Linked DNA regions of Mus musculus: region 2 is linked to region 1. The links are chromatin loops, found by intact Hi-C in ENCODE. Cell type or tissue: left cerebral cortex. All regions are shown on one strand. Links, peaks and the distances in the headings refer to the core of each region. The heading gives the core; the rest is flanking DNA. Region 1 overlaps Gm35569 (a long non-coding RNA gene). Region 2 overlaps Scn8a (sodium channel, voltage-gated, type VIII, alpha).

What was found. Hi-C counts contacts between places; a loop is a spot of excess contacts. Peaks named below come from ENCODE experiments on the same cell type or tissue, not always from the same donor. Only the 100,000 strongest peaks of a DNase experiment are listed, where the experiment ranks them.
Region 2: a loop joins it to region 1, with 4 times the contacts of the local background. A loop is called at or near these places in 7 of 42 quality-filtered maps.

The regions. Positions count from the first base shown.
Region 1 is chr15:100,830,768-100,833,673 of GRCm38, reverse strand. It overlaps Gm35569 (a long non-coding RNA gene), which reads left to right. Exons shown (of 2, transcript XR_384456.4): 1 at 1-2,906. Among named protein-coding and RNA genes, the nearest start is that of Gm35569, 1.8 kb to the left of the region's middle. In left cerebral cortex, for the core only: no CTCF peak of the experiment used is centred there; DNase peaks (open chromatin) are centred at 709 and 1,314; H3K27ac peaks cover 2,257 bases.
Region 2 is chr15:101,003,418-101,006,323 of GRCm38, reverse strand. The region is part of intron 12 of Scn8a (sodium channel, voltage-gated, type VIII, alpha); the gene reads right to left. Among named protein-coding and RNA genes, the nearest start is that of Fignl2, 50 kb to the left of the region's middle. In left cerebral cortex, for the core only: no CTCF peak of the experiment used is centred there; DNase peaks (open chromatin) are centred at 427, 1,000 and 1,628; H3K27ac peaks cover 1,570 bases.

The DNA of each region.
Region 1 (2,906 bases), core at 141-2,640:
ACTGACAATCATTTTCCTCTAGTCCAGGACCACCTTTTGGAATTTGTGGAACTGTAGTTTCCTGTGGCACTAACAGTCAGATTATACAGTACTAGGATTCAACCCAGGGCTCCGTATAAGCCAGGCTCTACCAACTGAACTACATTCACCGCCTCTCTCTTCTTGAAAGGTCTCACTCTGTATCTTAGGTTAGCCTGAAGTCATGTAGCCCAGGTTAGCCTCAGACTTATAATCCTCCTTTATGAATTGCCAAGCCCACTGTGTATCTTTAAGCTAAAATAGCCACTAGTAGATCGGGCCTCAAAGTCGGGCGGGTTAAATGTCTGTGTTCTGAGAACTGGAAAGCCTGTCAAGAAGCCTCAAGGGACAGGAGGAACAACACTGAGTAGCCCACTGGCCCTGAGTGCTCTCATCTTTAAGAAGGAAACAGAACTCTCCATTTCAAGGGTCTTCTGCATGAAGGAGAGCTCTGACAAGGGAGCCGGGCCCATGGCTGCCCTCCAGAATAGGCCAAATGGGATGCTGTCTTTCCAGAATGAACTTCTCTCTGGGGACCGCGGATGCTCTCTAACGCAGAGAGCCGGCAAGGCAGGGAAGCCACAGGGCCTGTGTCCCCTCCTGGGGCTGAGCAGGTTCTGATTGTGACAGAGGCTCCTGTGCTTCCTACCCTGAGGCGCTGAAGCAGCTCCCGCCCTCTGGAGCTGAGCTGCCTGCCGAGGAGGTGGTGAGAAACAATTCTGGGAATGCCTGGCAGACTCCTTGGCAGGGGCAGGGAGGGAGCAGGAGGCAGAGTGAGGGAAAGCATATTTAATACTATGAAATAATTGTATATTTGGATAATGAAAAAATAGTTGTTTTCCTGGTATTGCAGGAATTAAAGCAAGAAGAAACCCTGTGAGTGGGGAGACAGGGTTAGAAACAAGGAAAGCTCCTCTGGAGGCTCTGAGAGGTCAGAGGAGCTTCATAAACGGTTTTATTTTATGCTATGTGTCTGTGCACTGTATGTATGCCGGATCCCCTGGAACTGGACTTACAGTTACGAGCCATATGGGTGCTAGGAACCCCACCCCAGGTCCTCTGCAAGAGCAGCCAGTGCTCCTAACTGTTGAACCGCTTCTCTGGTTCAGGGTGGCAGGGCCTTGAAGACAGATCAGCCCACTCCGTAGATGTGCGATTTCAGGGAAATTACTCGGCATCTGGACCCTCAGTGCTTTCATCCATAAAATAGGAATAATTATGCCTCCTACACAGAGCTCCACAAATGGTTTTATTTGAAACCACATCTAGCCAAAAGCATTCCCGTGCCTTGTCAGTCCTGGGAGGAGTACGGGGAGGAGGTGGAGCTGGGGGTCCTGCAAGCAGGGACTAGAGATTCAGCCTGGGCAGCAGCCAGGGGAGACCAGGAGCTGGGGTTGAAGAGCATGAGGCCACACTTTTCCCTACATATGACGCAGCTGGTGCATTTGGCCTGCGCAAGGGGAGATGTGGGTGACGGGCTGGGAGTTGAGCTGTAGAAAGGAGAGTGGCTGCCTTACAGGGACAGCTAAAGAGTATGCAGGACTGTAGGCAGGTAGGTGCCACCTTCCCTTTCTCAGAGAGCAGCTGCTGAGTCAGGCATGGTGCACACAGTGGGTCAGGAGTCAGGGCGGCTGCTGAGATGGGCACAGTGCACACAGTGGGTCAGGAGTCAGGGTGGCTGCTGAGATGGGCACAGTGCACACAGTGGGTCAGGAGTCAGGGTGGCTGCTGAGATGGGCACAGTGCACACAGTGGGTCAGGAGTCAGGGTGGCTGCTGAGACAGCCACAGTGTGCACAGCGGGCCAGGAGTCAGGGAGGCCAATTTCTAGTTCTTTTATGGTGTTCATTCTCACCCTTCTTGGTCAGGGCTTTGCTAGTGGGATAGACTCTGATTCTAGGGATGCGTTTCACCTGCAGGGTCGGTGTAATGACTGTGGGTTGGGTCTCTTTCCACGGTGCCATAATACAGGTTTCCTCTGGTCAGAGGTTTCTACTATCTCTTTAAAGCCTGAGTCTATTGTCCTGTGATAATAGGAAGCTGTATTCTCCAGACAAGAGGTTGAAGGTCACACACCCTTTATTTTGTTATCAACACCAATATGTCAGTGCTAGGAGACACACAGGCACTAAATGGCCTCTTTTAGAGGTTCTGAGGGCCTCAGGACCGAAAGAAAGTCTCCCTACACACACACACACACACACACACACACACACACACACACACACACCTGATAGCATTATTGCAGGCTCTCAGCTGCTGGATTCCCAGACTCCAGTCTTCCCAGACCCTTCTGGTTGTTTCTCTGGTCCTCTAACCCAACTCCTTGGTCCCATGTCTAACTTTTATGGCTTCTGGCCCCCAGAATTGAGCCTGCAGAAGGATGTCTTCCCTCTGTCTAGATTCAAGAAATGTTGGCTGTGAGAGAGCTTAGAAGCCATGTACCCACAACTCCTCCATTCTACTGAACAGAGAACTAGATCCCTGGGAAGGAAATGAAGGCTTCTAACGGGCATCGTCAGGACCGGGGCCATTGAATCTACTGACTTCCCCTTGGCCAAGAGCATAGGACAAACATGATCCAGGGACCCCTATGGAAGGTTTACTCAGCTGGCCCCCACCAGTCATCAGCCTCCTGGGGCCAGAGAGATGGCTCAGAAGTCAAAAGCACTGGCTGTTCTTCTTGAAGATGGTGTTTGATCCCAAGCACCCAAGATTTCGCATTAATCACGTGAAACTCCAGTTCCAGGGGATCTGATGCCCTCTCCTGGCCTTCTCCAGTACTACAAGTGGTGCAGAAAAAAACACCCACATGCACAAATGGTAAGAAAAGACAGCTTCCTCCTCAGTTCTTATCCATGTGTGCCACCACCTTCCCAGTTGTGCTAA
Region 2 (2,906 bases), core at 148-2,647, 170 kb before region 1:
GTGACACCAATAAAATAAAAATGAAATCCTCCCCAAAGCTGGGCACGCCTATAAACCGAACATACAGGAGACTAATTATTAATTTGAGGCCAGCCTGGGCTAAATGACTGCACTAGTTTGGATTGCATAATAAGCCCTGATTTCTATAAAAGCAAACCCCACCATCAATCAAGTAAGCAAACAAATAAAAACAAAATACACAAAAATTTCCAATGCTTCCTCTAGAAGGGGGTGTCAACCGGCTTGCTTCCCCTTCTCCAGCCAGCTGGTGTGGCCCATGGCAATGACTTTATTTTAGGGAGGGGTGGTTTGGTTGGGTATCAGACTGGCTCCCTGGTTGCTAAGAAAATGGTTGCCTTGGTTTTCAGACTGAAGGGCCCCAGTGAGAGCCACGTGGGAGTCTGCGTGGGAAAAGAAGTCTGTGAAGAGAATTTGCCTCAGCCTCCTTCCCGCAGAACTCCCCCCTTTCCCAAGGTAAATTTAGTTTTCATCCCTGAAAAAGAAAAACGAAAAGGTTCTCTGATTTCCATAAATTCTTACAGTGCATATTTGGAAATTCGGTTCCGTTCCTTTTTTATCTCCTCCCTTCTCGCAATGTCTGCAGCTTAGTGGTTCTGCTGGGGAAGGTGAAGCCCTGACTGTTCACATCTGAGAGATGACATGACTGCCGCACCTTACGTACGCTGCACTTGTCTCCATGTCTTAGCAGACAGTAAAGGGGTTCTCTACCTTTGGGCCACCTAGAGGATCCCTACAGGCTGTTTCCGGTCCCTAGCTACATCGGTGAGCTGAGGAAAGCCCCAGTGGGTCAGTGCCATAGAGAGCACAGTGAGGGTGGGAGGTGAAGGTCCTTGTCTCAGTGGGTCCTTGTCTCAGTGGATACTTGGTTTCATGGATCCTTGGCTCAATGAAGGCTTGTTAGTTTCTTTGTATCAGTTTTTTTGGAGATGGGGATCTCATTATGTTATCTCATGGGTACATTGGATCTTCCCGCCTCAGATTCCCTAGTGACAGGAACAGCAGATATACATTGTATCTGATGTTTTTACGGGTTCTCTGCTGTTACCGGCCAGCCCCACAGGCCTCCGTGGCAAAGTGTTCCAGGAATGAGCTGAGATAAGGGGGTGAGTGTCTGGAGTTTGTGGTCTTTCTCCTGCCTTTCTTCTGGGCATTTTTGAAGGGTTGCCCTATGAGTCAGTCCCAGGAATACTGGAGACTGTTTCCAACGTGCACCCTCAGTCCACCACGACAGTGACTTTGAGGGACCAAAAGGTTTATGGCAAGAGTTTTCCTCAACTCAAAAACTTCCAGCAGTTTTTGGCTGCGCAGGAAAGAGTGCCCACTGCCTGGGCAGTTTTCAGCAGCAGGGACTAGATGGCTGCTCGAGGGGCAGCAATGGCCATGACCATTCCTCCCCAGGGAATCAGAACTGTCACACTGCAGCACTAAAAGCACTGCCTCCTCCAAGCTCTCTTCCTCAGTGTTCTTCACTGCTCTGAGGAACAGTGAGGCTGCACTCGCAGGCCTACATCCGACCCAGTGCTGACACATCCCAGAGCTCATGGCTCTGCTAGCTGGGGATTTGTCAGTTTACAGGACACTGCTGAGTGAGTTTTATACAGGATCAGGTAGGGAGGGGCAGAGAGGCTTTTCTTCTTAAGAACCAATTCTAGAATTCTCCACTACGGTACCTAAACCTTTAGGTAGGCAAGAGCCTGTTTCTTGGCTTCAAAAGCAATTATTTAAATCTTTGGATTAAAATGACATCAGACCTTTCCAATTGCAAGTCTTGGAAGCAGGATAATTATTCATTTAATGCTCTTAATGTAGCAAGCAGTAACTAGAGCCAGGGGCTGTGGTTAAAACCAGTGGCTCTTTGTTAATGTCTTTAATCTGCTCACATTACTCAGTTGCAGCCATTCACTGCTCTTTGCTTATAGCAGTCCCAGCTCCTCAGCTTCAATTAAAGGAGACAAGACAAAGTACAGGACTGGAGGGTGTGGTGATAGGACAGGCACAGGCTATGGGAACAGTCGAACCTACCAACAGAGAAGTGCTGGAATAGCTTTCTTCCTTAGGAAACATAATTACAGCTACAGCCATCTCCATCCCCTGAGTGATGCTTCTGTCCTGTGTGAATGTGTGTGTGTGTGTGTGTGCATGCGTGTGCAAGCATGTGTGTGCATGCGTGTGCAAGCATGTGCATGCATGCACACACATATATGGGTACATATATATGTGTGAGTGTATGAGTATATGTGTATGTGTGTATGCATATGTGTGGTATGTATGAGTGTGTATGTGTGTGAGTGTATGTGAATATGTGGGTGTGTGAGAGTGTGTGTGTAGAGTGTGTATGTATGTAAGTGTGTATGTGTGTGAATGTGTGTGAGTGAGTATGTGTATGTGTGTGTGAGTGTGTATATGTGAGTGTGTGTGAGAGTGTGTGTGTCTAGTGGAAAGAAGAGAATGTGTAGAGCAGAGGGAGGAAGACAAAGTCAGCTTTCAAAGTACAAGTGCCCCATGCTCACATTCAAAAAAAGTCTCCGGAAGTGATACCACACCAATATTCCACTGCCCCAGGCACAGCTAAGCCAGTTTAACGGTGTTGCTTGAGTCTCCACATTGGCCAGACCCTGTGCCAGACCACTGCAATGAGCAATCAGTCTAATCACTGTGCTGAACAGATCATTCTGTTGTGACGGTGTCCCTGCCAATAATGAATGTATCTGAGGGAGCGTGACTTTCTACCTCAATTGCCACACACACTTGGGAAAAGTCTGTCTTGGGCTCTAAGTGCATAAATAAAATTAGCCAAAATCCTCAAGCTAGTGTTCCTCAGCTTGTAGTTCTTACAGTCTGCAGCAGTTTGCCTGAAACACACACACAACACACATGCCACAAAG